Linked DNA regions of Homo sapiens: region 1 is linked to region 2. The links are chromatin contacts, found by Hi-C or POLR2A ChIA-PET in ENCODE. All regions are on one chromosome and are shown on one strand. The core of a region is the stretch at or near the end of the contact, and the rest is flanking DNA. Distances in the headings are between cores, read along the strand shown.

The links. Hi-C counts contacts between places; a loop is a spot of excess contacts on that map. ChIA-PET counts read pairs that join two places held with the same protein, here RNA polymerase II (POLR2A). Pooled maps may share reads with other maps.
Region 1: a loop to region 2 is called in a map of CD8-positive, alpha-beta T cell, with 17 times the contacts of the local background. The contact joins the enhancer-like site here to the promoter of PSMD3 in region 2. A Hi-C loop is called at or near these places in 20 of 168 maps with a recorded cell type or tissue (B cell, CD4-positive, alpha-beta T cell, CD4-positive, alpha-beta memory T cell and 13 more), 35 of 37 single-sample maps with no recorded cell type and 29 of 50 pooled maps. POLR2A ChIA-PET finds 5 or more read pairs at or near these places in 14 of 52 experiments (A549, B cell, CD4-positive, alpha-beta T cell and 10 more).

What each region holds. Positions count from the first base shown.
Region 1 is chr17:39,751,188-39,756,765 of GRCh38, reverse strand. No RefSeq gene overlaps it. Among named protein-coding and RNA genes, the nearest start is that of GRB7, 16 kb to the right of the region's middle. RefSeq lists enhancers at 486-795, 1,206-1,255 and silencers at 1,746-2,475, 2,616-2,665, 2,706-2,845. Within about 2 kb of position 2,470, at least 35 of the 41 ENCODE cell types and tissues checked have a DNase peak (open chromatin) inside an H3K27ac peak, as active enhancers do; they include B cell, CD4-positive, alpha-beta T cell, CD8-positive, alpha-beta T cell and 6 more, where a contact is called at or near this core.
Region 2 is chr17:39,979,309-39,984,722 of GRCh38, reverse strand. PSMD3 (proteasome 26S subunit, non-ATPase 3) reads right to left here and starts at 3,916. Exons shown (of 12, transcript NM_002809.4): 1 at 3,533-3,916; 2 at 239-429. The coding sequence starts at 3,752. RefSeq lists a silencer at 3,576-3,625 and enhancers at 3,028-4,005, 3,806-4,085, 4,306-4,485, 4,907-5,414.

The DNA.
Region 1 (5,578 bases), core at 1,221-3,720, 230 kb after region 2:
TCCCCAAATCCCTCCCCAAAGCAGAAGCAGCTCAGGCAGAAGAGAGGGAGACAGGGAGATCCTGACCCCCTTTGCCAGTGAGCAGGACCGGAGGTCCACACTGGCGTTGGGGTTGAATGGACTCCCAGCCTGAGAAGAGTTTTCCTTCCTGATCTTGGGAGCTAATTCAATGCCCTAGAGGGTGGTGGGCCTGGCAGTGGAGGCCACCCCACACCTGCACCCTCCTTCTTCCCCTCCCCCATCACTCAAAACCCCGGACCATTCACTTAGGTTGCTGTGCCCAAACCCTCCACCTGCAGGCAACTGCCACCCGAGGGCAGGCAGGGGGAAAGGACCTAGCTTCCTGCCCTCATCTCCTGTCCCTCAGAATCCAGGGTCTGAGGAAGAGTGGAGGTCACAACTCCAGGAAGACCAGAAACACTGGCCCAAGGGATGGTGGAGGGGCACATTCGGCCCAGGCCACAGTTCGGGCTGTGGAGCATTCCGGGATCAGACAGTTGTTTGCATAAAAGCCAAAAGCCACTGCACCTGGGGTGGGGAGGCCCTCTGGGGAGGTGCTCCCTGGCTTAGGGGAGAGGGGGGAAGGAAGGTGTCATGGAAAGTCCCTGAAGGACACGGGGTGTTGAATTTGCTGTGGTTTTGTTTTTAACTCTGTCTTGACCTGTGAAGTAGGCAGCTGCCTCCCTTCTCCGCAAATAACAGATCTTCCCCCAGAATAACACACATACCCAAGGAAAGGGCTGCAGTGGAAAGGCCTGCGGGTGATGGCAGCTACCCCCCTTCCCCAGGAGTGAGGGGGCAGGAAGCCCCAGAACAGCCTTTCCCATCACCTCGCCTCTCCACCCCAGTACCCTGGCCCCCTGGCCCAGAAGAGCTGCCTAGGCAAATAAACCACAGCACTGGGGGTGGTGGTGGATGGGAACTAGGGGGGCGATGCCACCTCCTCCCCCGGGCTTGTCCTTCCACCGCCCAATCCCCATCCCACCCCCACTGGAATTGCATTCTCAGTGTCTCACTGAGAATGTCTCACTCACAGACCTCAGCTGCCCCGCTAGACTCCTGGGGAGCTGTGTGTCTCTTTGCGTGTGCGTGTCTGTCTCCATGTGTGCCTGTCTCTCTCCTTGCATGTCTGTCTGTGTGTGTCTGTGTATCTGTGTGTGTGCGCGCGTGCACGTGTCTCGTGTGTGTGTGTTTGTGTGTGTTGAGGGAAAGCAGGCTGAGTCAGTGAATCCAGCAAAGCTCTGAAGTCCCAAGCAAAAGACAGTCGCAGACTCCCGCAACTATTTGGAGTCCTGGTTCCAATCCCAGCCCTCTCCCTCTCGGGATGAGCCCAGACACTTGACTTCCCCTTCTGGGCGTTGATTTTCCCCAGAGTCAGGGATCTCTGAAGGGCCTTCCAGCTGGTACTCCTAAGACAGGCCTCAACCTCACTGCACCAGCCGGGCTCCAGGTCTTCCCTCTCTCTCCTCTCCTCACTGGACGCTGGAGCTAGAGTAATAGTGGCCGGGCCCTGACTCTCTCAAGATGTCATTTTCCTAACTGTTCTATCAAATTCCAATCCTGGACCCCAGGGGTAGGGGACAGGATCCCCTCACCTGTGGAATTATAGGAGGCTCGGAATAACGCGCGCTGAGGCTGGGTCTGAACCCCCGGCCCCCGCCCTTTCTCAGGTTCTCCTCTTAATTCTGCGTGGACCCAGACCCCAGATTCCCGGCTAGGGTGCCTGGGAGAGGAAAGGGAGGCCGGCGGAGAGGGGGCAGGGGTGCGGCGCGCGGTGGGAGTGAGGGGGGTGTGAGGGGAGGGGCAGCTGCACTTCTGAGAAACAGCTCGGCGTCTCAGCAGCCCGCAGCCTAACCCCCTGCCTGCGGCTTCACAGCTCCCTCCTCCCGCCGCCCACGCCGCTCGGGGCCTCTCCGGGGGTCGGCAGCCCCGGCGGAGACGGTGTCTGCTGGGGAGGAGCGGCAGCTCGGGGGACAGCAAAGTGGAACCCATGGGGGGTGGGAGTGGACATGGAGGAAAGCGTGGGTCGCGTGACACCCCAGGAGTGAAAGGCCTCCCCTCATCGGGGTCCCGAGCGCCGGATCTCGGCGTGCCCGCGTGTTCCCCCGCTGCCCCCGCGCTGTCCTATCACAGCCCGAGCAGGATCCAGAAGTGAAACTGCCCGGGTCACAGCCCAGCGCCGCTGCTGCACCCCGCCCCGCCCTTCCGGGCACTGCCGCTGCGCAGGATCTCCCGGCGCTCGGGCGCCTGCGGGGAGGAAACGGGGGAGGGGCAGGGGAAGTGCCCCCGCGGGCATCTGCAGCGCGCGGCCGCTCTCCTCCGGGGTGCCCGCGCGTAACCGGGGTGGGAACCTCGAGAGACAGGAGCCCCGGAGGCCTGGCCGCGGCGACCGCACTTCCCGCGACGGCCGCTGGGTGTCACTGCAGCCGCGCGGCTGAATCGGCTCGGCGCCTGCGGGAGTGGGGGACGGTGGGACGCCGGGACTAGGCCGTCGCGCTGCACGCCAGTCTCGCCTGCCCGCGCCTGGAGGCTCCGCGACGCTGGGATGCGGCGCCCACACCTTCCTCCACCCGCCTGGCCAAGGAAGCACCTCCCGCCTCGCCCACAGACTCGCAGCGAGGCCCGGACTAAGCAACGCCCCGGGGCGACCGGCTCGTTGCTGCGGCGCCACGCAAGCCACGAAACCGATGGCGCGTCCCCTCGTGGGGCCGAGTTCAAAGAGCCGCGACCCCGACGCGCGCCCCCTGGCGAAGCCGGCGGCCTTCCCTCCGCAGAGGCACGAGGGGCCGCCACGACGGAGGGTGGCTCGGTGGAGCCTGGCGCCCGTCGGCCCCGGCGCGCGCATGCGACTTGGGTGGTGGCGGAAGGGCGGGCGGCGGGGCAGATCGCCTCAGGCACCGGCCCAGAACGGCTGAGAGACGGGTCCCCCGTGTATCCTCCCCTACCCCAACCTGGCCTGACAAGTGTGGGATCCAGCCTTACCCAGCCACCCCCTGGCCCCAACACTAAGTTCCTCCAGTAGATGTGTGGGGCAGGGTGCCTCAGCCTGGGAGGAAGGAACCCTCCCTTGGGAGGCCAAAGCGGGAGGATCACTTGAGGTCAGGAGTTTGAGATCAGTCTGGCCAACATGGCAAAACCCCGTCTACTAAAAATACAAAAATTAGCTGGGCGTGGTGGCGCACGCCTGTAATCCCAAACTACTCAAGAGGCTGAGGCAGGAAAATCGCTTGAACCCAGGGGGTGGAGGTTGCAGTGAGCTGAGATCAGCCACTGCACTCCAGCCTGGGCAACAGAGTGAGACTGTAAAAAAAAAAAAAGAGAGAGCGAGAGAGAGATCCCTGGAATCTTTTGGGAAATTGGGGTAGTGCCAGTAGGAATGCCCTGGAGGACAGGACTCAGGGCATGGGAGTTGGGCAGGTGAATGCGGATGACCGTGCCTGTTGGTCACAGCTGTGTGAGGGTGCGGGTGGCCCGTTCCATCCCTGCTTACAGCTTCCCCTCCAACTCCAAGGTCACAGGGCCCAGTTCCACTACCCAGACCCTAAGGAGATCCACGTGGTTGTCCTGAGGGGGTGGTTTCTGCCTTCCAATCTCCCTCAGTCTGCCCCAAACCACCCTAAAATAAACCTAATCCAAGTAAGAACAAAGTGCTTACAACAAAAATGCAGCTCCAGGCCCGGCGCGGTGGCTCACACCTGTAATCCCAGCACTTTGGGAGGCTGAGGCGGGCGGATCACATGAAGTCGGGAGTTCGAGACGAGCTTCACCAACGTGGATAAACCCCATCTCTACTAAAAATACAAAATTGCTGGGCGTGGTGGTGCATGTCTGTAATCCCAGCTACTTGGGAGGCTGAGGCAGGAGAATTGCTTGAACCCAGGAGGTGGAGGTTGCGGTAAACCGAGATCACACCATTGCACTCCAGCCTGGGCCACAGAGCGAAACTTGTCTCAAAAAAAACACAAAAACAAAAAAAGCGAAACAAAAAAAACTCCAGCTAAACAGCCCCCCCAGGTGCCCATCAAAGAAAAACTTGCCCCTTCCTTGGGGTAGATGCAGCCGTGTGAGAGGGTGTCAGATGACATCATAACTCAACCCACATGGGATTGAATTTCAGGCCTCATCCCCATTTCCCCACACCGCCCCTTCTTGTATGGTGAACTTCGAGAACGCTTGTGGAGCAGCCTCAGCCCGCCCTCCCCACACCCCAGGATCGCCCACACCCCCAGGCTCTGGAGTCCAGTCTGCAACATCCAACTCCCCCAGGATCTAACTCCTTCTTTTCTCTCCTCCCCCAACTCAACTGAGAGCTCAGAGTCGTTTGTCCTAATTGCCACTGCATACTCCCCCTCAAGTCCCAAAGCTGAGGTTCTGCCAACAGCACAGGACAGGAAAGCAGTCTGCAGACGCCCCACCACTGTGCGAGTTGGACCAAGCCCTGACCTCTCTGGGCCCTCTTTCTATCTGTTGGACCAGATCAGTACTTCACTGGTTCAAGCCTTTTTCCTGAATATACCATAAGGCTCAAGTTCCAGATAGAAAGGCAATGCATCCCCCATCACCACCCCAACCTGCCCCTCAAGCCCCTGCCAGAACCCTTGGGCTCTGGGAAGGAGTTAGAAAACTGCTTATGTGGATAGTTTGGAAGAAAGAATCCTTCCAAGTGGCTTTGGGCTCCCCTGTCTGTGTCCTGTCCTTCCTCTCTTCATCCCTCATCAGGGTGCCTGGCACTGGGGCCCAAGGAAGGAGCCAGGCAGGGTCCCTGACCTGATGTTGAACCCTTGGGCCTGTCCACCACCCGTGAACTTGGATGTTGCAGAACTGGCCAGGGCTTTGTCTGGATGCCCCGCCCAGGGAGGTGGGCTCCCCTGGAATCATGCCCACCCCCATCCCAGAGTCCAGAGCGTTGGCAGCAGTCCTCCCTCCCCTCCACACTTGAGCAGGCAGGGAGGCCAACATTGTAGCCACACCCTCCACAGAACCCCTACCCTAAAGGCCCATGGTGCTGCCAAGGATAGCAATGTGCCCTGGCACCCGGCTCCCACCGGCCACGCTGGTCCCGGGAAGCTGGAACGTGTGATGCATGGCAGGCAGCACTTCGCGTCAGCTCCCCAGATGTGGGCCCTGTCACCCTCTCTCAGTACTGGGTCCTCCTCTGCATGGAAAGATGATGAGGAATTTCCCCTTTGCCCTCAAGTTTTTTTCTGAAATGTTTTTAATAAGTACGTATAATTTTAGAATGAAACCCAATAAATCAATTTTGAAAAGACAGTATCTGAGGTCCCAGCCCCCACCCTCTCCCCCAGAGAAGCCCCTGCTTCCCCTCCCACCAGCCCAGATTTTCTCAGAACCACAAGCCTCCCCGATCTAGCACTGCAGCCGTCCTTGGCAGTCCTTTCTGCTGTCTGACCACTGTAGGTCATGCTGCAGTCTCTGAGGTAGAGCAGCATCCTTCCCACATCCTCAGAGCTGGGGGATCTTACCCAGGGGTTCCACTGTGAGCTGGCCCTGAGAGGGTCCCTGTGCCCCCAAACTCTTAGCAGCTACGTCTCCAAAAAGCCAGAAATCTCAGACACTC
Region 2 (5,414 bases), core at 2,667-5,166:
GGGTAGTGGGAAATGAGTTTGGCTGGGAGGGTCCTGATCCCCTGACTTTGAAGAATGACACTACAGGGCAGTGGACGGTTCCCTTGTCACTGTGCAGATGAGTATTCAAATGGACTGCTTTGGCTTCTCTCCTCATGCTACCACAGGTAATAAGATGGGACTTTAGGATGGAAAACAATGCTGTTCCTGGGGATCTGAGGCCAGGCCTGCACCCTTTAAGTTGGCCTGACTCACTCACCTCTTCCAGGAAGGGGAGCAAAAAGTCTCGAGTGGCATTATTTGAAGTGAAGAAGCCCTGCACAGCCTTATACAGAACATAGTGGTTGAGGCGGCGTGATGTGGAAGGCAGCATCCGCAGGGCCCGCAGCACGAATCTCGGCTCCTTGCCTGAAACCGCTTTCTCTAGCTGTTTCACGTGCTCCTTGATGTCTGAAGAAGAGCAGAGAAGAAAATGATGTCACTTTCACTCCTAGTCCCCCACCACTCCAGGCAAGGAGTTCTTTTTTTTTTTTTTTTTTTTTTTGAGACGGAGTCTCACTCTGTCGCCCAGGCCGGAGTGCAGTGGTGTGATCTCGGCTCACTGCAAGCTCTGCCTGCTGGGTTCACACCATTCTCCTGCCTCAGCCTCCCGAGTAGCTGGGACTACAGGCACCCGCCACCACGCCTGGCTAAATTTTTTGTATTTTTAGTAGAGACGGGGTTTCACCGTGTTAGCCAGGATGGTCTCGATCTCCTGACCTCGTGATCTGCCCGCCTTGGCCTCCCAAAGTGCTGGGATTATAGGCGTGAGCCACCGTGCCGGCCAGGCAAGGAGTTCTAAGGAGCCTCTCACAGAGGGGCAAAATGCGACCACTCACCTTTTCTGCCCTAATGGGGTCCATAATATTTACAGATTCCACACACTGATTTTAAGACATAACCAAGTGGCAAGAAAAACATACAGTGGGGGTGCAGGATGGGGTAGAGGATGACAGAGGAAGAAAAGAAAAACCAATTAACTACAGAAACCTGGAGTCCAGATTTATCAGATCTTAATGGAAAAGACTTTCTAAATGTGAACAATGGGAGAAATCACATACGCACAAAAGATTAATGGGCTTGACTTCATTTAAAAAAACCCTTTTAGATAACTGTGTATACAAAAGAAAAATATTTTCAACAAATGTGATCAAAGATTCATATTTTTATTCTATAAAGAGCTTGTATAAATGGTTAAGAGATATAATGGTATAATGATTATATTGCCACAATTTCAAAACAAAAATGGAGACGAACTAACATACAAAGAGGAAAAATAGCTAACAGACAAAAATTATATTCCATTAGTATTTGAGTAATTGCAAATGGAAACATTTTTAAACTACCAAATTTGTAACATTAAAAAAATTATAGGTGGGGCACAGTGGCTCACGCCTGTAATCCCAGTACTTTGGGAGGCTGAGGAGGGCGGATCATTAAGGGTAGCAGTTGGAGACCAGCCTGGCCAACATGGTGAAACCCAGTCTCTACTAAAAATAAAAAAATTAGCCGGGCGTGGTGGTGGGTGACCGTAATCCCAGCTACTCGGGAAGCTGAGGCAGGAGAATCGCTTGAACTTGGGAGGCAGAGGTTGCAGTGAGCCGAGATCGCGCCATTGCACTCCAGCCTGGGCAACAGAGCGAGACTCCGTCTCAAAAAAAAAAAAAAATTATAGAGTACAGTGAAAACTACATTTCTCCTGGTATAATGTAAATCAGCACAGTTTTTCTGGACAATAACTATCAAAAACCTTTAAAATGTTCAGCCTTTTAAACTCAGGCATATAGGTTTTGGTGGGAATCTGTACTGAAGAAATAATTAGAAAAGTAGATTTTTTAAGTTGGGCACAAAGATGATTGCTTCAAAGCTATTTATGATAGCAAGAAACTAGAAACAGTTTAAATGCAAAGCAATAAGGGAATGCAATCAATGAGTAGTTTCTTAGGCACTTCTGTATATTCACCGATTAGCACAGGGTATCTGGGCCACACTAATGATATAAATAATAACAGCTGATATTTATGTGCTAGGCACAGTTTTAAGCATTTTAATGTTCACAACAACCCAATAAAGTACTGTACTATTACTTGTATTTATACAGATGAGGGAACTAATTCCAGAACTTGTACTCTTAACCATTATATTGGGTATTCAATAAATGTTTCTGGAATAAATTGAATGCTGATTATGTTTACGAATGTTAATGAAAACACATAAAATTCAAAATTTATATTTAGTTATGCCTTGATACAAACTGTATACATAACTTGCTCTCAATTATAGGAGAACAGCTCAAAAATTCACAAGAAAAAATGTTAACCATGTTTTTTATCCCCTGCTTTTAACTTCTCATACATTCCACAATTTCTGCAATGAATATGAATTACTTTACAAGAAGAAAATGAAGTGCCTGTAATAAACACACCCAGTAGGCAATGCTGAGTGGCACCTTTGACATTGCTGCCACTACTTTAGGTAAAAGGATCTCTATTAAATATCGATCCTGTTGCTCAACTTTACAGTAAGAGCTGATGTAGTCAACACCATCACATCCTCAAAAGCACCACCTAGGAGGATAACTTTGCTTATCTCAATGTTTTTGAGCTAGTTTCTCACGCATTTTAGTGAAAAGAAAACCTAGTAAGTAGTCTGGTCCCACTTGATCCAGAACCAGGAAAATGGCACCAGGATCACAGTGGGAAGCTCTCACTTTGCCCACTTCAAATGGAAACAGGACGCTGTAAGTGGGAAAAGTAAAACATGAACTTGGAGGAACAAGAGGACTACAGACACTCGAAACAGGAACCTCGGAGAAAAGAAATAGGAGACACCGGTATATAGGAGTTTAGGCCAAAGGTTGAGTATTACAAAACCAAACAAAGATGACACCCGAAAAGTTTTAAGTGTGTATGTACTTAAACCCTTTAGAAACAGAGGGGCAGTAAGGACCTGAAGGGAGGAGACAGCAAGGGGACTGTTGGGACACTTCAGTTAGAGAAGTAGGAAACAAGATACTAGGTCGAAATGGTTCATTCGGGGGAGTGTGCTAAAGGCAGCTAGGACAACAAAAATCTGCTGTACAGTTTTAAAACTCAGGAGTCAATATTCTAGGTCATCCTGGCCCTGTTTACACACAGACACAAACACTGGTTTCCAGCGGGAACAATCAGTCATATATTGGAGGCGCTAAAATCAGTCGGGTGGGATATAAACGGAATAGGTCAGAGGGGAGGACTTAAAAGAGGGAGTCCCCAGGCCCACTGGGACCTAGATATAGATGCAACCCCAGATATGGGGATGGAGGGGATGGGAGGGGAGTGGTTCCCAGCCTGGAGAGAAGGTTCAGTCATTGGGCCTGGAGTCGGGAGTGTCGGGGCAGTGGGAGCAGGTATCTGGGGGTGATCCCAAAGAACTGAGGGTGGTGGAGGCTGCTGTGGCTTCCCAGCAAGAAGCCAAATCACAGGGGTCGCTGTCACCCGCGATCGCGGCACGTTCCCGGCCTGGGCTGCCGTACCCTCCAAGGTGACTGTGTCCAGCTCTCGCTGGGAGTGCTCAGCCGCTGCCGCCGCCGTCTTGCCGTCTGCCTCCCCCGTCGACCCGCCACCCGTCGCTGCCTCCTCTTTCATCTCCACATCCTGGGGGGCCGGCGGCGGTGGGGGTTCTTGTTCTCCTCCGCCGGGCGGCGGTTTCGCCTTGTCCGCGCCGCGGCGCCGCGCCGAGCCCTCCTGCTTCATGGCACCCGGGGTCACGGCCTAGTCCGGGGACCGAGGCCGGGGCCTCGCGTTAACCCTCGCACCGGGGACCAGGAGCCGAGCCGGGCCTGCACACGAGCGCGAGATAGCGTCGGGCCGCACGATGACGGAGCAGCTGCAAACCCCTTCCCGGCGCTGGGCCTTCTGGGAAACGCCAGGCCCGGCAGGCCGATGGCCGAGTCAACAAAGGGGAAATAAATCCACAGCCGAGGTGCAGGATGAAGGAGGAGCTTCGAGGAAGGAGCGGGGAGGAGCCTTTATGGGTTCGTGGGGCTTTCTTTCGAGCGCTTAAGTGTGATGCTTTTATGTTCCTCTCGAGTGCATTTCTGTGGGCGTCCACGAGAGGTCCCCTCAGGCTCCAATCTGGGTTACAAAGGACTTTAAGAGCGCCTCAACCAGCGTGGAGTGGGTACAGCCTATCCGAGCGCGGGACGAGATGACGTCACGAGTTGCCGGGCGGGTTTTGCGCCCAAGTTCGCTCAATTTTCCCCGGTCGCGGCGGGGTCTCCTTCCAGATCCGCTGGGCTTGTGCTCAACGGCTGCCGGGCGCATCCGGCAGGAGGGAAGGAAAGAAGGCTGTGAAGGAGGGACGTGAAGCTAGGGCTGTTGGCCTTAAAATAAACCGAACTGGAGAGTAGGAAGAACCCTATGGGATCCGGACTTCCTTGGTTAGATTTGAGTTTAGTGCTGAACATAAGGCATACAATTTCTGCAGGCTGGGAGTGCCGATAGGTAGGAGCGTGCATTTGCGTAGAATCACTCCAGTTTAACAAAATATAGGGGTCCACCCTATGTACGGCCCACGGTTAGCAAATAGGGGGGTGAAAAACAGCTCAAGAATGTAGTATACGGGGGAGTCAGATGGTTAGATAAGCAGACACTGTGCTCTGGGCTGCGGTGGATTGGGAGTGTTGAGGAAAGAGGGTGGGAGCCCCTACTGGCAGACGCTTTAGGGAGCCCATTGAGAGGGCTTTTATACATCCAGACAGACATTGTGAAATGGGGAACAGAATAATGGTGTGCCTAAGGAGAGAATGATGGTTTACTTAGTGGTGTACCTAAGGGGAAGCAAATTGGACAAGAAACCCTACCCACTTATTTTTCAAAGGACTGCCCCACTGGTTCTGCAGGGAAGGTGAAACAAGGTGAAGGATATAGCTCCCAATTTCTTAGAACACACAACAAAAACTCTCTCCCTACCTTGAAACTTTTCTCTCTCCCATAAGTGGAAGTCCTGAGTTTTAGACCTTTCACGGACCCTACAAGACAATCTAGCCCTGTTGTAAGGACCTAGAAGGCAGGAAATATGTTTTGACCTCCTCCTTTGCATATATAAAGGGTATCCTGCATATCTTTTGCATCCTCTTTCATAGGATTGCAGGATGTTCCTTGCGTTAAACAGCCACTCGCTAACTGGAAAGATATGTGCTCTAGTTTTAGGGAACATGCCTTGACCAGTTCCTCCTCAACTGTCCTCTCACCCTCCAGGGCTGGGGGGTGGATAACAGGACTTTTGAATCATCATTGGAATAAACTCATTAGAACCTCTTCATAACACCATATCTGCAACTGAAGGTGGGCGAGAATGGTAAGGAAGAAAACAGATGAGTTATGTTCATCCTTAACAATCAAAGGAGTTACTCT